Regions from separate parts of the Homo sapiens genome. Here all the other regions are linked to region 3. A link is a loop called in an ENCODE intact Hi-C map of the cell type or tissue named here. Cell type or tissue: PC-3. All regions are shown on one strand.

Evidence for each region. A loop is a pair of places that touch in the nucleus more often than their neighbours do. Peaks named below come from ENCODE experiments on the same cell type or tissue, not always from the same donor. Only the 100,000 strongest peaks of a DNase experiment are listed, where the experiment ranks them.
Region 1: a loop joins it to region 3, with 9 times the contacts of the local background. A loop is called at or near these places in 46 of 110 quality-filtered maps.
Region 2: it touches region 3 in a loop (11-fold over the local background); 63 of 110 quality-filtered maps call a loop at or near these places.

Annotation. Positions count from the first base shown.
Region 1 is chr22:44,972,357-44,980,356 of GRCh38, reverse strand. The region is part of intron 2 of PHF21B (PHD finger protein 21B); the gene reads left to right. Among named protein-coding and RNA genes, the nearest start is that of PHF21B, 34 kb to the left of the region's middle. RefSeq lists an enhancer at 429-1,008 and silencers at 4,535-4,704, 4,434-4,728. In PC-3, a CTCF peak has its summit at 4,537 (motif pointing left); a DNase peak (open chromatin) is centred at 4,596; H3K27me3 peaks cover 2,248 bases.
Region 2 is chr22:44,817,572-44,825,571 of GRCh38, reverse strand. PRR5-ARHGAP8 (PRR5-ARHGAP8 readthrough) reads right to left here. Exons shown (of 15, transcript NM_181334.6): 9 at 3,103-3,201; 10 at 1-89. ARHGAP8 (Rho GTPase activating protein 8) reads right to left here. Exons shown (of 12, transcript NM_181335.3): 6 at 3,103-3,201; 7 at 1-89. Among named protein-coding and RNA genes, the nearest start is that of ARHGAP8, 69 kb to the right of the region's middle. RefSeq lists a silencer at 4,698-4,797. In PC-3, a CTCF peak has its summit at 4,772 (motif pointing left); a DNase peak (open chromatin) is centred at 4,761.
Region 3 is chr22:45,078,051-45,086,050 of GRCh38, reverse strand. No RefSeq gene overlaps it. Among named protein-coding and RNA genes, the nearest start is that of PHF21B, 72 kb to the right of the region's middle. In PC-3, CTCF peaks have their summits at 3,047 (motif pointing right) and 4,332; a DNase peak (open chromatin) is centred at 2,000; H3K27ac peaks cover 1,067 bases; H3K27me3 peaks cover 344 bases.

The sequences.
Region 1 (8,000 bases), 110 kb after region 3:
CCTACTTCAGCGTGGGTGAGCAGTGACTGCAAGCCAGTCTGAGGTGTAGATAGAGACACCTGAGACCCTGAACCTGTCCTCCAGGAGTCCAGATCTTCCACTGGGGGCCAGACATGCTGACATCCTGCAGAAAGAAACCAGTGCTCCTTTTGGAGTGGTGAAAATGTCCTGGAACTTGGCAGGGGTGGTGGTTGCACAGCTTCGCAAATGGAGTAAATGCAGTGGCCTCGTAGGCTTTGAAATGGTTACTTCTTCTTTCCTTTTTTTTTTTTTTTTTTTTTTTTTTTTGAGACGAAGTCTTGCTCTGTTGCCCAGGCTGGAGTGCAGTGGCGTGATCTTAGCTCACTGTAGCCTCTGTCTCCCGGGTTCAAGCGATTCTCCTGCCTCAGCCTCCCGAGTAGCTGGGACTACAGGCACCCGCCATGATGCCTGGCTAAATTTTGAATTTTTAGTAGAGACCGGGTTTCACCATGTCGGCCAGACTGGTCTTGAACTCCTGACCTCAAATGATCCCCCTGCCTCAGCCTCCCAAAGTGCTAGGATTACAGAAGTGAAATGGTTACTTTTATATTATGTCAATGGTTTTACCTCAATGAACAAAAACAAGCAAGACAACAAGACATTTTGAAAGCCCAAACACCATAAACTGGGCACAGCTTAAAGTGTCTGAGCACACACAGCCGGTAAATGGAGATAGTCATGGACACCAAGTCTCCCTCTGAGCAGGGAAGGAGCTGGAGGAGCCAAGAGGGGAGAGGCACAGCTGCCACGGCGCTGGGCACGTCACAGGCCAGAGTTGGAGAAGGCTGGGGAGGACACTGGGCAGACATGAGACAACCTTTCCTTTCTGCCACTGGCTGCCCTCCAGGGGCTGCAGGAAGGGGTCAGGGTCTGCCTTCCTATGGCTGGGAGGGGGCTGGCAGTCCTGCAGCCCCGCCTGTCCTTAAGACTGCCTCCTGAGTGCCCTTGCACGACCTCGGGTGCCTGTCAGAGACCACGACAGCCTCTGGAGTGTTGGCTGCTCTTTCCCTGGTGTCACACGTGAACTTGGCCTTGGCCACTGTGTTCATCAGGCCGCCAATACCAAAGGACCAGGGCTGCTCAGAGAGGCAGCCCCCAGATGGCACCTCCTCCCTGTACCCCACTGCCCCCAAGCCAGCAGGAGGATCCTCCACACTCTAGATCTCTGCCAAGCACTGTGGGTGCAGGAGAGAATGAACCAGATGTGGTCTACCCTTAGGGGGCTGCAGCTGGAGCTGCCTGAGCCACGTGGCAGCGAGGTCTAGGGGTGCTGGAAAGGGACAAAGCTGGAAGAAATGTTTTCTGAGCCCAAAGTGCAGTTTCATTGCAGGGGGTGGTTGTTACTGGGGGTGAGGCTGTGAACTGGGAAGATGCCCTGTCCTGCGTTTTCTCCCCGGGGCCAGTGGGCCTGCCTCACCTGGGATCTCCAGATGCAGCAGCTGCACGCAGAGTCTACACAGCAGTGGCCACCTGGTTCCCCTGTGGACACATCCTTTGTTCCTCAGAATGAAACCATCTTGTCAACAGCCTTCGCCTATGGGAGCCAGGAGATTGGTTAGCTCCTACGGGAGCCAGGAGATTGGGCAGGTGTAGTAGAAGAGGAAAAAAGGGCGGTCATTCTACAATTGGGAGGATGCCTTACCCGAATCAGAGAAATGCTGATGAAAACCACAGGGAGGCTGGGCGTGGTGGCTCACGCCTGTAATCCCAGCACTTTGGGAGACCGAGGCGGGTGGATCACTTGAGGTCAGGAGTTTGAGACCAGCCTGACCAACATGGAGAAACCCTGTCTCTATGAAAATACAAAAATTAGCCAGGTGTGGTGGCGCATGCTTATAGTCCCAGCTACTTAGGAGGTTGAAGCAGGAGAATCGCTTGAACCCGGGAAGCGGAGGTGGCAGTGAGCCTAGATCGCGCCACTGCACTCCAGCCTGGGCATCGCAGGGAGTCTCCATCTCAAAAAACAAACAAAACAAACAAAAACAAAATCACAGGGAGAGTCCTTTTTGTTTCTTCCAGACGAATACCAACACTGAAGGAGAATGATGACGGTGTTGGGGGCTCCTGGGTGTGAGGAGTGCTGCTGGGTGGGAAGTGGGAGAATTTGGAAAACAATTCGGAAACATCTAGTAAAGATGAGGGGAGATGTACATCTCCTGCAAACCGGAGATCCCACTTGTAGGTATTTCCCATAGAGAAATTATTACACACGTGTCCTGGGAGGCCTGAAAATCCTAGCAGCCAAAATGAAATACAACAGAATGTGGCCACCACTGATGGATAATGGATAAATATGCACATGTATGCACTGTGTCTACAGCAAGGAAAAGGAATGAGTGAGGCCACGTGCAACAACCTTGACTCTTGGGAGCTTGGAGTTGAAGTTTTCTTCAAAAAGTTGCAGAAGAAAACTTCATATGATTTCATTTAATTAAAGTTCAAAACATGCAGGCCAGGTGCAGTGGCTCACACCTGTAATCACACACTTTGGGAGGCCATGGTGGGAGGATTACTTGAGGCCAGGAGTTCGAGATCAGCCTGGGCAACATGGTAAAACTCCATCTCTACAAAAAAAAAAAAAAATGAAAAATGAGCTGGGTGTGGTGGCATGCACCTGTAGCCCCAGCTACTCTAGAGGCTGAGGTGAGAAGATCGCCTGAGCCCAGGAGGTTGAGGCTGCAGTGAGCCATGATTATGCCACTGCACTCCAGCCTGGGTGACAGAGCAAGATCCCATCCCAAAAAACAAGCGATATCCTTTTTTTTTTTTTTGAGACACAGTCTCGCTCTGTCACCCAGGTTGGAGTGTAGAGGTATGATCGCATCTCACTGCAACCTCCGCCTCTCAGGTTCAAGTGATTCTCCTGCCTCAGCCTCCCAAGTAGCTGGGCTTACAGGCGCACACAACCACACCTGGCTAATTTTTGTATTTTTAGTAAAGATGGGGTTTCACCATGTTGGCCAGGCTGGTCTCAAACTCCTGACCTCTGGTGATCTGCCCACCTCGGCCTCCCAAAGTGCTGGGATTACAGGTGTGAGCCACCACCGTGCCTGGCCTGATACACTTTTTGATATACATATGTGGTAAACTATTAAAAAAAAAGTCTGGGAATGAAAAATACAAAATAGTAGTAGTTACCTGTAGCGAGTGGAGGATTTCAAAGTGAATATTTATTTTATTTTTTCCTTTCTTCGTTTTTTTCTTTCTTTTCTTTTTGAGACAGGGTGTCATTCTGTCATCCAGGCTGGAGTGCAGTGACATGATCACAGCTCACTGCAGCCTCACCCTCTCGGGCCCAGGTCAGCCTCCCTAGTATTAATAGCAGGGACTACAGGAGTGTGCCACCTTTTTTGCATCTTTTGTAGACACAGGGTTTTGCCATGTTGCCCAGGCTGGTCTTGAACTGCTGGGCTCAAGCGGTCCTCACACCTGGGCCTCCTAAAGTGCTGGGACTGCATTGTGAGCCCCCGCCCGGCCCTGGCCACTTTCTTAACCCGAGTGCTATGTACATGGATGCTTCTGGTATTATTCTTCAAATGTTACACGTTTTAGAACCTTTAATCTCTCTTCAGTACTTAATAAAACATCTGTATGTTTTTAAATGGGCCTGTAGGTGTGGGGCTTCCTGCCTCAAATGTGAAATTCTGTGCTTTAGTACAGGCAGATGGGTCTGGGCTGTCCTTGGACATACAAGGACCTCCAGGGACAGGACACTTCCAGCTCCCCAGAGGCTGCAACTTGTATAACTTGCAGAAACAAGACGGAACAGTCAAAAGTGCATGAAACCAACTGTGTAAATTGTGAAATGTGAATTGTAATTTTGCTTTTTTCCTTCTAAAATGGCATGAAGTCCACATTTTAAAAGTTTGGATAGGGAAAGATTGGTCAATGGGTACAAAGTTACAGTTAGGTGGGAGGAATAGTTCTGGTGTTCCATTGCACAGCAGGGTGACTGTTGTGCTAACAATATGGTATTATGTATCTTAAGACAGTGTGAAGAGAGGATTTTGAGTGTTCTCACCACAAAGAAATAATAAATGTATGAGGCGATGGATATGCTAAATACCTTGATTTGATGATTACACAATATGTACATGCATCAAAATATCCTACTGTACCCCATGAATATGTAGTTATGTGTCAATTAAAAACAAAATGTTTTCTTGAGACAGGGTCTTGCTCTGTCGCCCAGGCTAGAGTGCAGTGGCGCAATCATGACCCACTGCAGCCTCAGCCTCCTGGGCTCGGGTGATCCTCCCACCTCAGCCTCCTGAGTAGCTGGGACTACAGGTGTGCACCACCATGCCAGGCCAAATTTTTTGAATTTTTTTGTAGAGATGAGGTTTCGCCATGTTGCCCAGGCTGGTCTCGAACTCTTGAACTCAAGCAATCCGTCTGCCTTGGCCTCCCAAAATGCTGGGAATTACAGGCGTGAGCCACTGTGCCCAACCCAAAATTTTTAAAATAGGTTTTCTTTTTAACCAAGGTAAATTCTGGAAATGAAGCAAAACTGACCAGCGCCCTCTCCTGGGCGAGTTGGAAGTGGAGCCCTGGGTGGGAGGACCCGCTGGCCCCAAGAGCCCTGCTGGTTCAGCACCACGGACAGCACTCAGGGCAGCCTCTTTACTGGGCGTGGCCGTGGGCTTCCCTCGCTGATTTGGCCGCAGCTTTGGGGAGGAAGGTGGCAGGAGCCTGGGTTCCCTCCTGCCTTCCTCGTAGGCTGAGATGAGCTGGAAGAAGCTCATGCCACAGTGCGCAGCATAGCTCGGTGTTCTGTAAATGCTTAGAAAACCCTCTCTGCTGTCAGGGCAGGAGGGCGCCCAGTGATGAGACCTGCTTGCGACTCATGAGGGGACTCCATGTGCAGTACCGATGTCACCAGGCCTAGAGGGACGCCTGCTCTCCATACACTTTCTAGGCTGGCTGGAGGGAGGGGAGGGACAGGGGCCTCTTATGGCTCTGTGAGACACCCACCCAAAGGCGCTTCCTGCTCCGGAAGGAACAGTGTCACGGTGGCCAGAGGGGGAGTCCAAGGCCAGGCAGGTGCTGGTCACTCCTTGGGCTCATCCCAGGCGTGGGGCTGGCTGAGGGAGCTGAAGTGTCTCAGCCAGGAGCTTGGACCCTTGATTCTGCTTCCCTGGAGAAAAGGTGGGTTTGATGGAGAAGGGGTGAGAGGAGGATGGTGATGGGGGCTTCAGGAAGATTCTCTGCTCTCTTCCCTCAGCCAAGGGTGCAGATTGGGGAGCAGGTGGAGAGAGAGGAGAAGGTGGGGTCAGCGTCCAGGACAGGCTGTGGCTCCATGCTGGAGGAGAGACAGAGACCGACAGGAGGATGTCTGAGGATTCTTTCAGCTTTGAATTGTAGGATGTTTGTTTCTCATCACAACACCCATGTGTTAATTCACATTTCATTTTGATCTGCTTGTTCAATGATTGGGTACTGAGTGGTATTAATATGATCAGAATTTTCAATAACAGAGAATATTACGCTATTCATTGAAACAAATTGGTTGGCATCTATATCTCCATATACCACCCTGGTCTTATTAGATCTAAATCATATTCACGCTCAGCGCTCTGATTTGAACTGTAAACCCAGCATGGGAGGCGGGATACCTGCTGTTTGAAGAGCTCTCTTTCTCCTCCAATTTCTGGTCTGATTGGACACACACTGTATAGCACCAGGCTGCATCTATGAGCAGGTCAGGTGGTGACGAGGGCCCGGAAGTGACCCGCTGTGGTCACAGTGGATTTGCCTAGTGTTAAAACTCAATGTAAGCTGCACGGATGTAGGACTTTGTGCAGGGTGGTACCAACACATGTGGGTATGTCGGCTGTTTGGGTGAAAATGTAAGCATGTGTCATGTCAGGGTGTGTTTGTGCAGACCTCTGTGTCCTTAAGCATATGCATTTTTTTTTTTTTTTTTAAGACAGGGTCTCTGTCGCCCAGGCTGGAGTGCAGTGGTGCGATCATGGCTCACTGCAGTCTCAACCTCCTGGCCTCAAGTGACCCTCCTGCCTCAGCCTCCCGAGTAGCTGGGACTACAGGCATCCGCCACCATGCCCAGCTGATTTTTATATTTTAGTAGAGACAGGGTTTCGCCATGTTGGTCAGGCTGGTCTCGAACTCCTGGCCCTCAAGTGATCCACCTGCCTCGGCCTCCCAAAGTGTTGGGATTACAGACGTGAGCCACCGCACCTGGCCGCATATGCACGTTTACAGCATCACACACAAACACTCCAGGCAGAGAATGGAACTGATAGTCACGCCTGTCTGCTGTGGCCTCAGCCCAAAGCTTTTAGTACTTCTGAGCAAGGAGGAGTGTCAGCCTGGCCAGGGTGTCTCACTGGTGTCCAAAAACTACGCCCCTAGTGTTGTTTCTGCTAATTCTGCCTACATTGTCCTTACCTGCCTCCTCTTCTGGCTTATTCCTGCTAATTTGTTAAGAATTGACTTGGCACCACCTCCTCCAAGAAGTCTTCCCTGACTTCCCAGTGCTGGGCTAGGTCTTGTTCAGCTAGTTGCATAGCTTCTGGGGACAAGAGCCACACTTTCCTCTCCCATGGCGACCCCACCCTTACACTGTCTTGAGAAAGCTGGGAATACAGTGGGTACTCTGTATATGTTAGTTGTGTTTCAGAATGGTTCCTTTTCCCCTCACCCCAGTCAAGCACAGTGGGATTTTTCTCCAGTATTCACTTGGAGACCCTGGTGGGGTTTCTGAAGGTAAGCCTTATAAAAGTGTGCCCCCCACCCCACGCTGAGCCCCTAGGTTTTAAGTCTTGAGGTAGCCCCCACTCAGCTTGAGCAGTTCGCTGAAGTTGCCTTTTTGTTCCTCCCAGTTCCTGGCTCCAGCAGCCTGTCCTCACTGTGAGCTGTGGTTCTCTGTCTCCGCCTGTCTCTTTAGTTTTAGGGTTGGCTGTTTGTCCTGTAACCTCAATTTTCTGAGGATTCTAAGAAAAGTCACTGATTTTCAGTTTGCTTAACTTTTTTCTGGTTTCAGGGGTGGGAGCTGACATCTGCCAATCTGGAAGTTGATGTGCATAGGTTGAGTGCACTTGAATCTTCTCTTTGCTTCTTTGGCGGACCCAGGGTCCAGGGACAGGGAGGGGACAGGGTGGAGACCAGCAGACCCCGTTTTCTCTGACTGGGGCCTGAGGACCTGAAGGGAATGCAGCCCCTCGGGGACTTCTGTATTAAACACAGACACACAGACTCCACCGGGCTGTGATGACTGGGGGTGGGGAGTCAGTCATAGTGTTTGCACTTAATTCTGACAACAAAGCTGAGGGTCATCAGAGCCCGGAGTGGGAGTTTGTTAAAGTGACAGTCACCTGGTGTCATTCTCACAGCTGAGGACCTCCTGCATGGCGGGGAGGGTGTGCCTCCTCATCTCTGAGCGCCCTGCCTGCCAACCTCCCTCCCCCGCCCCTACTTCCTTGGCCTACTTGGGCCTTGGCACCAGGCCTGTGCCAGGGCCCAAGTTGTCTGGCAGCAAAGACACAGTCCCTGTCTGTAGGGGGACGGACACACAGCTCCTTTGCACACAGCTTTGGGACAGGGAGAGGGGCAGAATCCTATTTGTCCTAGGAGAAGCTCAGCTCCACCTGGGTGGGACATGCAGCAGGTGCTCAGTGTTTGTTGACTGACTGAGTGAGGGCTTTCAAGGACCCACACGATGTCCGCTTCTGCCCAGAGCACCCTGAGCCGACGTACATGAGGAGTTTCCACTGAGGAGCCATGTCAGGGCGTGCAGTGTGGGCCTGGAGAGCCAGCACCGGCTTCCTGGTTCCACTGAGCAGCCGCGTCCGCCAACACTCGGTTTCCGGCTTCCTCATTGCACTGAGCAGCCGCGTCTGCCAACACTCGGTTTTCGGCTTCCTCGTTCCACTGAGCAGCAGCGTCCGCCAACACTTGGTTTCAAGCTTCTTTGGCTTTTCAGGTTTTTTCCCCTCTTAACAAAATGATGAAAATGCACA
Region 2 (8,000 bases), 260 kb after region 3:
GCTGTGTGGGCAGCGGGGGCCGCGGCGGTGGTGTCTTGGTGGGAGGCGGCGTCCGGCCCTCGTGCAGGCTCTGGAGCTTCTCATCGTACCTGTAGACACAACAGAGGCTGGGATCTCACCTGGCAGGGGCAGCTGGCAGCCACGGAGGCGCTGGGTGGGGCTGGATGCCCCACCTGCAGGACACCTGGGCATCTCATCCCTCTGGGCGCACGTGCCACACTGCCAGCTCACACACACACTCACATACACACAGTCACAATCCCCCATTGCTGTGGGCTGTTCGCATAAGAGGCAGTAGTCCAACCTCCAGCAAATGTCCAGTCTCTCCTGAGGCCCCTGGCCAGCAGAGCAGCCTCACCTGCTTACCATGCGGTCAGCCCCAAGGTGGGCGTGACCACCCTCAGCTCTCGCAAGTGTCTGAATTTAAGACGAGAGCTGGCCGGTAATGCTAAAGGAACCTCGTCCCTTTTGTTAATTACTTTATCCCCAGTGCCTGGAAAGGGCTTGCTGCCTACTAGATGCTCAATTAAAATATTTGTTGAATGAAACAAGAAACCCATGAATGAACAGATGGACTCTGAAAAGGATGGATAAACTCTGAAGGAGGTGGTTAAAGCCTTCGGGTGAAAAGAACCTCTGTGCTCGGCACGGTGGCTCACGCCTGTAATCCCAACACTTTGGGAGGCCGAGGCAGGTGGATCACTTGAGGTTAGGAGTTTGAGACCAGCCCGGCCAACATGATGAAACCCCATCTCTACTGAAAATACAAAAATTAGCTGGGCATGGTTGTGCACACCTGTAATCCCAGCTACTCGGGAGGCTGAGGTAGGAGAATCACTTGAACCCAGGAGGTGGAGGTTGCAGAGAGCCGAGATTGCGCCATTGCACTCCAGCCTGGGCGATAGAGCAAGACTCCATCTCAAAAAAAAAAAAAAAAGAAAAGAAGAAGAAAGAAAAGAAAAGACCCTCTGTGCTCAGGTAACAGTCCTTCCTTAACACAGGCAAATACGTATTGAAGCCCTACTATGTGCCGGGCACTGTGCATACAGCAGGGACCCGGCCACAGGATGGGGGGGCACATGACCATTAGTTGGCAGCTCGGGAGTGAGGCAGTCAGTGACACAAGATGGTGCAGGGTTAGGCACCCGACAATGCAGGAAAGGTCTGCGGAGAAGGTGGTGCACTGGACTGAGCCTGGCCAGCCAAGCACGTGTGAGCTGCTACCACGTGCGGTTGTTTTTTGTGAGTTAATCACAGCGCTCTGCGCCCCAAGTGGCTCCCCAGAGATGTCTCGGTCCCTCATGAGGGGCCTACTGTAGAGGGGTTATTTTGTCTACTTTACAGATTGGGAAACTGAGGCTTGTCAAGGTCTGGTGACATGCCCCAGGTCACAAGCTGGGATGACAGCCAGGATTCAGCACCCCAAGGCCCTGCCCTGCCGCTGTGCCAGTGGGTCTCAGCCTCTGGTGCTCGCAGCACCCACCAGGAAGTATGTGGGGGTGGAGAAAATCCAGACTCAGCCCCACCCCCAGTCTAGAAGCTGCTCATTTAAAAGCATCAGCATTGGACGTGTCCTCTGGGGTTCTGCTGCATGGCTATGGAACAGGGGTGCCGGCTGCCTACTGAGTAAGTTCAGGAGCTCCCAATGCCCAAGCCCAAGCCCCTCTCCCAAACCTCATCCCCTCTGACTCACAGGACCCTGCACCCTCAGTGTTGCCAGCCACCTGCACATTCCAGAGGCCCTAGACTGCACCCAGTACCCACTGAGAAGCCGGAGCTGCGTGTTTCACAGATGCCGTCCATTTCATCCCCAAATCACTCTCCCACACAGGAGGATGTGAGTTACCCTTTGTCACCAGACCAAATCACTTCCACCACAGAGCTGCTACAAATACATCTTCTGAGCCGTCTCCATGGACTCCCCCGGATCACTTTAGTGAGGTCTGGGAGTGGGGTCTTGCCAGGGCCCACGGGCGACCAGGGATTCCCATCATCCTCTCATGGCCTCCAGGTCCAGTTCACTCTCCTCTGCTTGGCACCAAGGACTCCCGGCCCAAGGTGACCTCCAGCTTCACGTTCACCAACTTCTGCCTGATCACATGGGACTTCTCACTGCCTCCAGATCTCCCAATATTTCACCCATATGTTTGCAGGAGGGCTTCCCTCTGCTGGAAATGTGCTTCCCTGGCCTCTTCATCTAGCCAACTGTCCCTGTGAAACTCACTTTAAGAGCTACCTCCTCCTAGAAGTCTTCCTGGATTACCCCCACACACCAGTCCCCTCCCCAGCTGGGTTCTGTGCCTCCTCTGGCCCCTGTCATCACTGATTTGTGGCCCTCACTAGTCTGAGAGTGTCATGAGGGCAGAGACCACACTCCCTAAACACCTCTATATCCCAGCACCTGCCATGTGACTTGGCGTCCGGAGAGAAGTTATTATCTCCATTACCCCTGCAAGGCTACCAGCCTTCCCTGCACGTACTTTGGCAAGGGCCTGCTCCTTCAAAGGAGCGCCTCAGAGAGGGAGACACAGGGGCAGAGGGAACCCAGGCTGGGGGTCCAGAGACCCAGGCTGGATCTGGCCGCGCCCTGTACTGGCTGTGTGGCATACGCCTTTCTGGGCAGCCTCTATTCATCTGGGCCTACATTTAAGCCTTGTAGCAGACACACCAATTAAGCTTTCAGCATCCAGGAGACAGGTCGTTTTCTAGAGCACCCGTGACGTCCCTGAGAACACTTCATTCTGTACACAGCGTTATCCACACGCCTGGGAAATTCTCCTAATTTTCTGCTCAAAAGCAAAAACGGTAAACACCAAGGCAACAAACGGCCGTTGCCATGTTAGGGCTTATTTTTTAAATCAGTTTTGCAATGGTGGGCGAGGAAAACATCCCGTCCTGTATACAACCTTTGCCATTTCATTTCTCTGAGTCAGCAGTTAGCACCTTTTGCTGCGGATCTTTGTCGATGCCGCAGATTTCTGAGCCAAATCTAGCCAAGCACACATTTGGAAATCAAGCCTTAAACATTCATGGGACTGAACCAAGCCCTTTGGAAGCACGAAGATGTATTGATGCGGCTTCTGGGGTCTAACAGGCACTTACCGCAAAACTTCGGGAGGGATGACCAGCTGGTCGTATTTAAGGTGTTCGTGGAGCTCACTCAGGTAGTTGAAATAGATGACTTTCTTCCCAAACTTGTGACTAAGAAAGCAGAAGCAAGAGAATAAAGAACGATTAGGCGCCAGCAGAGAGGCCGAGGGTTGCAGGGAGGGAGGGGGAGTTGGCGGCAGAACAATGCAGGCATTTTTCATATTAAGAAAATGTAAACGCTGACACGACTTAAAACCCGAACATAACACAAGCAGCGCACGCCGGGAGATATTTTGCTTTCACGAGATCTCCAATGCACCAAACACGCTGGAGTGGCTCATCTGCATAAAAATAAATATCTGCCTCCAATTTACATCTGCCCTGAATTTGCATATAGGAGATAGCGCGGAAGTGCCAAGAAGCGCTTTTGGGGGATGCAGGCTAGACAGGGGGCACTAAGCCACTGGCACAGAGAGAGCAGCTCTGAGGTTGAAGCCTGCCCCAGGGCAGCCTCAGTTGCTCGCGGTTTTGGGGTCAGTGGTGGCTTCACATTTGGCCACCTCTTCTAAGGAGAGGAACCAATGAGGCTCTCCAGGTTTGTCTCCAGGACAGTCTCTCGGACCCCAGGGAGCAGCGCAGCCACAAGGCCAGACATGCCCTGACCAGGTGCAGCAACTCCGTCTTCTCCCTCCTCTTGTGCCCCAGGGCAATTCACTCCCTCTCAGGGCCTGGGTCTGAAAGTGGGGGTTCTCCCTCCTAAGTGAGGGCGGAAGACAATGCAAGGCTATTTGCAGGTCTAGTCCACTGCCTGACGTCTGGTGGACATGCTCGCTGTGACGACTGCTATTAGTAACAAGGCTCAGCATGAATTGCAAAGTGGGGATCATTGACAGATGGATGCGAGCACGCCTTTATAAGAAGCCTGTAATCCCCGCCTTCTTTATGATAGTCTAGGTTTGGTTTTTGCCATAAATATATCATTTGAGTTTTATTTTGGAGGACAGTATTATTTCTTTATTGTATATGTTTAAGATATACAACTTTTTTTTTTTCGAGATGGAGTCTCGCTCTGTCACCCAGGCTGGAGTGCAGTGGTGTGATCTCGGCTCACTGCAAGCTCCGCCTCCTGGGTTCAAGTGATTCTCCTGCCTCAGCCTCCCAAGTAGCTGGGATTAAGGTGCACACCACCACGCCTGGCTAATTTTTGTATTTTTAGTAGAGACGGGGTTTCAACATGTTAGCCAGGATGGTCTCGATCTCCTGACCTCGTGATCCGCCCGCCTTGGCCTCCCAAAGTGCTGGGATTACAGGCATGAGCCACCGTGCCTGGCCAAGATATACAACTATTAATGTGGGTAAAGAATTATGTTGTTACTGGAAAAGGAAAGTTATGTATTCAGCCAAACCGAAGATATTTTATGTTATTTTATGACAATTTGAAAGTCTTGAAATAAGTATTCATGTATTTTCAATGTCGTTTATTTTGTGAAATCAAAATAATTCAAGTTACCGTGGCAAAAACAAAAAATACGGAGATCATGACAGGTAGGAGAATCCAAAGGGACAGCGGCCGCCCAGTGCTCAGCCCAAAGCTCAGCCCACAGCTCAGTCCAGCGCCAGCACCAGCGCCAGGTGGTTCCTAAAGGAGCCCCGAGGGAGGCCGAGCTGTGTGCACTGGCTCCCCCTAGTGGACGAGAAAGAATCGGACCCGGGGGCTGAGGGAGGAGGGCGGGGATTGCCAGGTTTCTGTATTCAAGGACACTGCCAGGTAGGCCAGGGAACCCGGGCTGAAGGCTGGGGCTGCAGAATAGCCACCAAAGTGCAGTGTGCCCCTCACCCCAAGCACAAGGGGAGGGAGGAAAGCGGGGCCTGCCTTAGTGCCTGCACCCCAGCCCCCGGAGGGAAGGGGCTGGTGGGACCCCTGCAGGAGTGTCCTCACCGCCTGCCCATTTAGACGCCACAGGACTCGGGGACAGTCTGGTCTCTGCTGGAAGGATGCCGGAGGGTGTCCCCGGGGCTGTGAAGTACTGTCAACGTCCTGTGTGATGGGCGGGAGGAACCCACTAAGGGCAAAGGGAGTCTTGCCCCTCTGCAGGAACCATTCTCAGGGACAGAGGTGCCCGCTTCAGAGCTGCAGGGAGGCCTCCCATGCCCAGCCCCTCACCTTCCTCTCTGCAACCTCCCTGACCTGTCCTGCAGGCCAGGCTCTGCCAAACACGGACTCTGGGACAGGTGCAGCCAGGGCCCTGCCACTTGCCTCTCCTCTCGGGAAAGGGCCCACAGGCCAGCTCAGCCAGGGGCTCCCAACACGGCGTGCGGCAGAGTTGCTGGGGTTTTGTTAGACCTGCAGCCACAGGCACCACCTGCGGGGATCTGAGTCAGGAGGTCTGGCGAGACCCAGGGCCTCAGAGTTCCTCTACTTCCTTCATTTACAAATGAGGACTTGGGAAACAGAGAGGTTATGTGGCTGCCCAAGATCTCACAGGCAATGGGCTGCGGAGCCCAATCTGGGCTCCAGAGCCCCAGCCCAATTCCTATGGTCCTCTCCTGGCAGCTGCTTATGTCCAGGCATGAGGCAGAATGAGGGGTAGAACCACACAGGCTCAGGTTGGATCCCAGCCCACGCCCCCTCTCATGGTGCGACTTGGGCGTAACCTCTCTGAGCACCAACCTCCTCTTCTTTGGAATGGGGAAAATGTGGCTGACTTCACAGTACTGTTTTGCGGTGCTGGCACATAAGGTGCGTAAGATATTGGAATCAAATTAATACAAAAGGGTAGTTTTAAAAGATTTTTTTTTCTTTTTTCTGAGGTGGAGTTTCGCTCTTATTGCCCAGGCTGGAGTGCAATGGCGCGATCTTGGCTCACTGCAACCTCCGTCTCCCGGGTTCAAGCGATTCTCGTAGCTCACCCTCCTGAGTAGCTGGGATTACAGGCGCCTGCCACCACTCCCCGCTAATTTTTTGTATTTTTAATAGAGATAGGGTTTCGCCATATTGGCCAGGCTGGTCTCGAACTCCTGACCTCAGGTAATCTGCCCACATTGGCCTCCCAAAGTGCTGGGATTACAGGGGTGAGCCACCACGCCCAGCCAACTTAAAAACATTTTAAATCAGGGCCAGGTGCAGTGGCTCATGCCTATAATCCCAGCACTTTGAGAGGCCGAGGCTGGAGGATTACTTGAGGTTAGGAATTGGAGAGGAGCCTGGGTAACATGGCAAAACCCTGTCTCTACTAAAAGTTCAAAATTTAGCTGGGCATGGTGGCGTGCCTGTAGTCCCAACTACTTGGAAGGCTGAGGTGGGAGGATCACCTGAGTCCAGGAGTTCGAGGCTACAGTGAGCCGTGATGGCACCACTGCACTCCAGCCTGGGCAACAGACTGAGACCTTGTCTCAAAGCAATGAAACAAAACAAAACAACAACAAACAAAAAACACAGTACTAGCAGCTAACATTGAGTATTTGCCTGGCAGGCCCTATTCTAAACAGTCAACATGGTGCGCTCCTATAATCCCAACACTTTGAGAGGCTGAGAAAGGAGGATCACTTGAGGCCAGGAGTTCCAGTCCAGCCTGGGCAACATAGCGAGACCCTGTCTCAACAAAAAATTGTTTTAAACTAGCTGGGCACAGTGGTGCGCACCTGTAATCCCGGCTATGTGAGAGGCTGAGGTGGGAGGACCACTTGAGCCCAGGAGGTTAAGGATGCAGTGAGCCATGATTGCACCACTGCACTCCAGCCGGGCTGATGGAACAAGAACCTATGAAAAAAAAAGAGAAAAGGAAGGAAGGAAGAAAAATAAAATAAACACTATATGTATTAAGTCAGTGAATTATTATGACAATGGAATGACTTAAATAGCCTTGTCAGCCACATGGGGAAACTGAGGCAGAGAGGGGTTGGCTCTTTTGTTGAGGGTAATGGGTAATGGATGGCAAGGGGCAGAGCAGTCGAGCCCAGGCAGTCTGGTGCCATCACCATCACGCTGCCACGTGGAAAACAGGAGGAGCAGGTGAATTTTTTTTTTTTTTGAGACTGGAGTCTCACTCTTGTTGCCCAGGCTGGAGTGCAATGGTGTGATCTCGGCTCACCGCAACCTCTGCCTCCTGGATTCAAGTGATTCTCCTGCGTCAGCCTCCCAAGTAGCTGAGATTACAGTCATGCGCCACCACGCCCAGCTGATTTTTGTATTTTTAGTAGAGACGGGGTTTCACCATGTTGGTCAGGCTTGTCACGAACTCCTGACCTCAAGTGATCCTCCCATCTCGGCCTCCCAAAGTGCTGGGATTACAGGCGTGAGCCACTGTGCCTGGCCAAGCAGGTGAACTTTTTTTCCAAGAACCTTAGAGGTTTCTAGAACTCTTAAGTACAACAAAGTCTGACTCTGTCGCCCAGGCTGGAGTGCAGTGGTGCTATCTCAGCTCACTTCAGTCTCTGCCTCTCGAACTCAAGCAATCCTCCCACCTCAGCCTCCTGAATAGCTGGGACTAAGGTACGCGCCACCATGCCTGGCTGATTTTTATCTGTTTTGTAGAGGCGAGGTTCCGCCATGTTACCCAGGCTGGTCTTAAACTCCTGGGCTCAAGTGATCCACCTGCCTTGGCCTCCCAAAGTGTTGGGATTACAGGTGTGAGCCACCATGCCTCGCCCTCTAAGGACTTTTCTCTGTTTTTTGAGATGGAGTTTCGCTCTTGTCACCCAGACTGGAGTGCAATGGTGCAATCTTGACTCACTGCAACCTCTGCCTCGTGGGTTCAAGCCTCAATTCTCCTGCCTCAGCTTCCTGAGTAGCTGGGATTATACGCGCCCACCACCACACCCGCTAATTTTTTGTGTTTTTAGTAGAGACGGGGTTTTGCCATGTTGAGCAGGCTGGTCTTGAACTCCTTACCTCAGGTGATCCGCTAGCC
Region 3 (8,000 bases):
TCTACTAAAAATACAAAATTAGCGGGGCATGGTGGCATGTGCCTGTAATCCCAGCTACTCAGGAGGTGGAGGCAGGAGAATCGCTTGAACCTGGGAGGCGGGGGTTGCAGTGAGCTGAGATGGCGCCATTGCACTCCAGCCTGGGCAACAAGAGTGAAACACCGTCTAAAAAAAAAAAAAAGTGTGTGTGGCTTCTTTCACCCCCCCCTTTCTCTCCTGCTGCCTTGTGAAGGAGGTACCTGCTTCCCCTTTGCCTTCTACCATGAGTGTAAGTTTCCTGAGGCCTCCCAGCCATGCAGAACAGTGAGTCAATTAAACCTCTTTTCTTTATAAATTACCCAGTCACAGGTATTCTTTATAGCAGTGTGAGAACAGACTAATACACCCTGCTCTGGGGCTGACAATCGAATCCTGGCTCTGCCTCTTCCTAGATTTGGAACATTGGGCTATTTACCTTACCTCTTTGTGCCTCAGTCTCTTGGTTTGTAAAACAGGAATAGGAATAGTACCATCCTCATGGAGTTTATTTGAGGGTCAAAATGAATGGATACATATAGAGTGCTAGAACAGGCCTAACACACAGTAAGTGCTTTTAAGTACCAATTAATCTGTCTCAGTCAAATAAACAGCACCTCCTTAGAGACAGACTCTGCTCTAGGTGGGGAGAAGATGCATAACAGTGCAGCAAACAGATGGAGCCCCTGTGCTCCTAGAGCCTGAGAGATGCTGTGGATTCCACTCAAGTCAACTAGTATGGGGCTTGTCATCCTGCCCTGAAGGCGGTTCTTTTCCAGGCTTTTTGTCTTGGTGAACTGCTTCGTCAGCCAGCTAGGTACCCTGGCCCAAAGCCCACCACACCCTCCCTTACCTGCTCCCAGCCAGTCTGTCCTCAGCTCTGTGAGAACTCCGTATCCTCACCTCTCCCATCCATCCCTTCCATTGTGATTGCCTTGGTGCAAAGTCTCCATCGTCTCTTCCCTAGACGAGTTCAACAGCTGGTCTCCTAATCACAACCCCACTATTCCCCCCAATCCATGTTCCAGAAGGAACTTTTCTTAACTGCAAATTCTCATTATCTATGAGAAAAACCAACTCTATGCTCATCTGCAGGGCCCAGGTGGCCCTACAACATCCACCCTTCTGCCTGTCCTGCCCCAGCCCTGGCCGCGCCTGCCTGCACTTAGGGTGGAAGGACCCAAGGCCTTAGACTGTCCTCAGGGAACTGAATGTCCAAGTTACCGATGGCTCACAAACAACCCTACAACTCAGCAGCTCTAAACAGCTGTTCTTTTCTTGTGAGTCTACGGCTCAGCCGGGTGGTTCTTCCATTTATGCCTGGGTTCTCTCATCAGTCTGTGGTCAGCTGCAGGTTGAGCAGGTGGCTTTGCCTAACTTGTCTGGTCTCTTTCATGCCTCTGGAGCCTAGACTGGGACAACTGGGCTGATTTGGCCCTGCTCCATGGGGTCTCTCATTCCCCAGCTGTGTGACTTTGGACAACTCCCATAACCTCTCTGAGCCTCAGAGTGAATAGTGATGTCCATCTCATGGTTAGCCAGGCTTGTTCCATGGAGGTGGCAGGGTTCTGGCAGGCTTGGAACAGACACATGGTTACTTCTTCAACACTCTGTTGGCTAAAACAAGTCATGTGGCCTACCCAGGGCAGTGCGGCAAATGGATTGTACCTCTCAAAGGGAGGACAGCAATGTTTCATTGCAAAGGGTGCAGGGAAGGGTGAAGAAATGGGACATTTCTGCCAAACACCCCACTGAGGGATCTGAGAAGAGCTGTCACTTTCTCTCCTGTCTGATTCTTTCCAAAGCTACTGTTAAGAATTATAGAGGCAAATACAGTGAGTCAATTCGTAAAACAAAAGATCATCATGGTTTCTGGGAAGAAGTTTTTGCAGTCATGACTGAGTCACTGCTGCCTGTGCAGGGGGGCAGGAGGGAACAGCTTAAGCCACCCAGAGCTGAGCATGTGGCTCTGTTTTAAGCTGACACCATGCACAGCTGTCTATGCCACTGCTCCTTTTTATTGAGCCAGTGGGTTGGAAAGGGAGCTTGGTGCCAATGTGACTAATAATTCTAAATTCTCTATGTGACAGTCATGGAGAATAAAGAGCGAGGCATCACTGTCAAAGTTTTGAAGAGCATTGCTTTGGGTATTGCTGTTGACTTTCGTGCTTCTACCGTGTGAGGTCTGGTCTCACGCCAGGCAGGGCTGAGCTCTGTGTGAACAGTATTTACTCCTACACTACCTCCTGAGATGGGCATTAGTGTTTGGTCTGAGGCTCAGAGAAGTCGTGAGACTTGTCCAAAGCCACACAGCTGAAATACAGACAGCCTGGAATGGAACTCTTGTCAGACCCCAAAGACAAGTTCTTTTTTTTCTTTTTTAGACAGAGTCTCGCTCTGTTGCCCAGGCTGGAGTGCAGTGGCGCGATCTCGGCTCACTGCAGCCTCTGCCTCCTGGGTTCAAGCAATTCTCCTGCCTCAGCCTCCCAAGTAGCTGGGACTACAGGTGTGCACCACCACGCCCGGCTAATTTTTAGTAGAGACGGGGTTTCTCTATGTTGGCCGGGATGGTCTTGATCTCCTGACCTTGTGATCCACCTGCCTTGGTCTCCCGAAGTGCTGGGATTACAGGCATGAGCCACTGTGCCTGGCCCAAAGACAGGTTCTTTAACCTCCAATGGAATGCAATTTTGTCCCACACTGGGGGCACTGGACAGAGATCCATCTATTTGCTTGGAATGCATTGTCAAGTCAGCGGAAGGGTTAATAGTATTGGGCATCTATAATGTGACAGGTCCTATTTGAGGCCAGGGAGAGACTAAGCTCTCAGAACAGGACATGCCTTCAAGAGGCCAACATTCTATGTGGGGGGAGAAAATAAATGGTTGGATGAAGCAGTTAACACAGACATTGATCCTGCTGTAAGGAGAGTGAAACTAGGTCTGTGATGGGTGAGCACCACCCAGGCGGTCCAGCTGGTGCAACCTGGGAAGGCTTCTTGGAGGCGGTGATGGGGAGCACTGAAGCTGAGGACTGACCACGAGGCGGCAGCACAGCATAGCAGGCTGCAGGGGCCAGGACCGGGTTTGCCTTCCTGGCTCCCTGATGATGTGGCTCAGCGCCTTCCGCTTCCCTCCCGCTGTTTCCTCTTGGTCTCCTTTGCTCTCAGTCTCACCCTGTCCCTGCTTTCCGTCATCTGAAATGGTGCTGCCACTCATGCAGAAGCACAAGACCTTGGGGACTGTCTTTCCCTCATCCCTAGGATTTTTATTTATTTATTTTTTGAGACAGGGTCTCACCATTGCACATGCTGGAGTGCAGTGTACTGGTGCAACCTCGACTCACTGCAACCTCTGCCTCCTGGGCTCAAGTGATTGTCCTTTCTCAGCCTCCCAAGTAGTTGAGACCATACTCAGCTAATTTTTGTATTTTTAGTAAAGACGGGGTTTCACCATGTTGCTCAGGCTGGTCTGGAACTCCTGAGCTCAGGCGATCCGCCTGCGTCGGCCTCCAAAAGTGCTGGGATCACAGGCGTGAGCCACTGCGCCCCGCCCCCTCATCCCTGGAATCTAATCCATTGAGTCCACCCGGATCCCTGACTCCCTTCGCTTCTCCCTAAACTCTGCCTCTGTCTCTGTCCAAACTACCTTCATCTCTCACCCGGGCCCCCACACCTGACTCCTCTCCCAGGCTCTGCCCTCCTGGGGCCCTCTTTGAGGCATGAACGAAATCATGTCACCCTCCTGCTTAACACCCTCCCGTGACTTCCCTCTAACTTAGGATAAAACCTGCGCAGACTCCATCCGTCCCTGCTGCTGGTTCCCCGAGCTCACTCTACACCACTGTTCTCAAGGTGTATCTATCTGTCCCTCAAACACGCTGAGCTGCCCCCTCCCTTGGCCTCTGCACCTGCTGTGCCCCCTTCCCAGCATGCCCTTCCCCCAGATGGTGCCTTTCAACGCTGCTCCTCAGAGAGGCCTTCCCTGGCCCCCAAGCCAAAGCTTCCTGGCCCTTGCTCTCCCTGACACCTATTTGAGTTTCTTCTTGGCTCCATTTCCCACTGAGGTGTGTTGTTGGCATCCTCACCCACCCCCTCGCTCTCTGTTAAACTAATAGCTCCACGAGAGCAGGCCCTGCCAGTGCTGTGCCCGGATGCACCACTGCCAGTTGTGGCCGTTCTATGATTATTTGTTGAAAGAAAAAGCAGTGGACCTCAATTTTCTCATCTGTGGAATGAGGAGTGTGCCCTGTAAGTAGTAAAATGTCATCTAAATGTTAGTCAATACAATTAAATAACCTGCCTTATGAGAGACTGTTCCATACTCAAGGAAGGACAGGTGGCACTGTCGCCCAGCGGTTAAGATTCCAAGCACATGAGCTCACAGACCTGGCTGAGTCTCCACTTCATCTATCATAAGAGGTGTGACCTTGGTCCGGCCATTTAACCTCTGTAAGCCTCAGATTAAAAAGTAGAGATGGGGCCGGGCGCGGTGGCTCACGCCTGTAATCCCAGCACTTTGGGAGGCCGAGGCAGGTGGATCACGAGGTCAGGAGATCGAGACCATCCTGGCTAACACGGTGAAACCCCGTCACTACTAAAAATACAAAAAATTAGCCGGGCATGGTGGTAGGTGCCTGTAGTCCCAGCTACTCAGGAGCCTGAGGCAGGAGAATGGCGTGAACCCGGGAGGCGGAGCTTGCAGCGAGCTAAAATCGCGCCACTGCACTCCAGCCTGGGCGACAGAGCAAGACTCCGTCTCAAAAAAAAAGTAGAGATGGGGCAGGGCATGGTGGCTCATGCCTATAATCCCAGCAATTTGGGAGGCTGAGGCAGAAGGATCGCTTGAGTCCAGGAGTTCAAGACTAGCCTGGGCAACATAGTGAGACCCTGTCTGTACAAAAAAAAAATTTTTTTTAATGGCCAGGAGTGGTGGTTCGTGCCTGTAATCCCAGCACGTTGGGAGGCTGAGGCAAGTGGATTACCTGAGGTCAGGAGTTCAAGACCAGCCTGCCCAATATGGTGAAACCCTGTCTCTATCAAAAATACAAAAAATTAGCTGGGCATGGTGGCGGGCACCTGTAATTCCAGCTACTCAGGAGGCTGAGCCAGGAGAATCACTTGAACCCGGGAGGTGGAGGTTGCAGTAAGCCGAGATTGTGCCATTGCACTGGACCCTGGGCAACAAGAGCAAAACTCTGTCTCAAAAATAAATAAATAAATAAAAATTAAAAATTAAAAAAATTACCAGGTATGGTGGCGCATGCCTGTAATCCTAGCTACTTGGGAGGCTGAGGTGGATGGATCACTTGAGCTCAGGAGGTCGAGGCTGCAGTGAGCTGTGTTTGCGACACTGCACTCAGCTTGGGCTACAGAGCAAGAACCAGTCTCAAAAAAAAAGTAGAGACGATAACAGTCGCTTCCAGAATTGTTCTGGGAATTGAATAAGCAAATGTATGTAAAGCACTTGGCATAGTCCTTGGCACAAGGTAAATTCTTAAGATGCTATAGCTAGTATTATTTCATTATTGTTATGATGATGATGATGATGGTGATGATGATGATGGTGATGATGATGATGATGATGATGATGATGATGATGATGGTGATGATGGTGATGACGGTGATGATGATGGTGATGATGGTGATGATGATGATGGTGATGATGATGATGGTGATGATAATGATGATGATGATGGTGATGATGGTGATGATGATGGTGATGGTGATGAGGATGGTGATGATGATGATGATGATGATGGTGATGATGATGATGGTGATGGTTTGGGTCTACAGAGGCGGCAAAGCTGAGGATGTCTCCATGAGATGGTGGCATTTGATCTTAACCTTGGACAGCTGGATGGATCAGAAGCTATTTCATTATCAGAACAATGGGCAGTAATGCTGCTGTCAGTTGTCTGGTATCCACCACAGGCCAGAAGCAGGGAGGTCGTATCACCATCTTACAGACAAATACATGGAGACTTGGAGTGTTTAAGTAATTTGCCCAGTGGCAGAACAGGGACCGTTCCTGGGCCCGTGCTGTTCCCACATGTGAACATTTTCCATTTGGTGATTTGCCTTCCTCCAGACTGGAAGCTGTCAGAGGCAAGGCTGGCCCACTCCGTTGTTTGCAGGACTGGTGTCCACATGTCCTCAGTGGCTGTGTGCTGAGCGGAAGAACTGGGCCCCCCTGGAGCTTCGTCACCATCCACATCACTCTGAGGCTCTGTTTCTCCATTTGTCAAATGGTCATGATGATATCTACCCCCCAGAGTGGCTGTGAGAAGAAAGTCAGATCATGGTTATGAAGATGGCTAGTACGGGGTGTGTGTGTGTGTGTGTGAGAGAGAGAGAGAGAGAGAGAGAGAGAGAGAAAGAGAGAAAGAGAGAGAAGACTGGAAGAGAGAAAAACTGGAGCAAGGCTGGACTGTGGAGGGCCAGGTGCCATGAGCCTCCAGCACTTTGCACTTGAGCCTGTTGGCAACGAGGAGTCCCCACAGTTTTTAGAATTGAGGTATAGCATACACACTGTAAAGTGTGTAAACTGCCTCACTCTTAAATTGACACGTCCATGACTTTTCACGTATGTGTTCACCCATCAATTGTCATCAGCTCACAATGTAGAACATTTCCAGCACCTAGAAAGACTGCTCCTCCTCTTTCCCCCTCAACCACCCTCCCCACAAAAGGCAGCCGCTATTCTGACCACTGCCACCATTGATTGCTTTGGCTTGTTTTGTACTTTCTGCAAATGGAATCATGCCGTCTGCTCTCTTCTGGACTGCCTTTTTTTTTTTTTTTTTTGAGACAGAGTTTTGCTCTTTTTTGCCCAGGCTGGAGTGCAATGGTGCAATCTTGGCTCATTGCAACCTCCGCCTCCCGGGTTCACGCCATTCTCCTGCCTCAGCCTCCTGAGTAGCTGGGATTACAGGTGCCCGCCACCATGCCCGGCTAATTTTTTGTATTTTTAGTAGAGACGGGGTTTCACCATCTTGGCCAGGCTGGTCGCAAACTCCTGACCTCAGGTGATCCACCTGCCTCAGCCTCCCAAAGTGCTGGGATTACAGGTGTGAGCCACCGCGCCCGGCCTGAGCTGCCTTCTTTTGCTTGTCACGGCATCTGGGAGATCCATCCAGTTTTTTGCATGCAACCGTCGAGCGTTCTTTTGTATTTCTGCATAATGTTCCATTATATGGGTGTATCACACTTTATTTTTCCATCGATAGGCATTGAGTTTCCTTTCTTGTCTATTTTAAATAAAACTGCTATGAACATACTTGCGTCCGTCTTTTTGTGAACGTATGTGCTCACTTCTCTTGTGGAAAAAACACCCGAGTGGAATTGCTGGGTCATGGGCTAGGCATATGTTCAACTTTAGTAGATATTTTCAAACGCTTTTCCAAAGTGGTTGAACTGCTTTTATGCTCACGCCAGCAGTGTGTGAGAGTCCCAGGGGGTGACAGAGCCAGTCTCTAGCAGCTCCTGGGAGTGGATTTGGGGATTAGAAATGGAGAGAGACAGTGGTGGTCTGCATGGGGGACTGGCACATGGGGACCGCCCCGAGGGTGGCTCCATCCGCTTTGCTGAAAGCCTCCTGGGACCATGCTTACAGAAACCTGAAACCCATGGATGCTTCTCCCACCACAGTCAGAGCCCCACCTGCCCCAAGGTGACAAACGCCCAGTCACACCCCTGGGAAATTCTGCTTCCAGAGGTCTGGGGTGCGGATGTAGCCTCAGATACCGAAAAAGCAATGCATGTGGTTTTGTGCACAACTGCAGGGCTCTGACGCCGGTTAAACCCGCGGGCCGCCAGCCCCACTCCATCCTCTCTCTTTTCTGAGGCCGGTTAAACCCGCGGGCCGCCAGCCCCGCTCCATCCTCTCTCTGTGCCAATGGAGAACTGGGAACTTGCGCAGCCTCTCCCTCCCCAGTCCAGGAGTGCGGTGGCTGGACTTGGGCTGCCTGATGACGCTTGGTCTGCC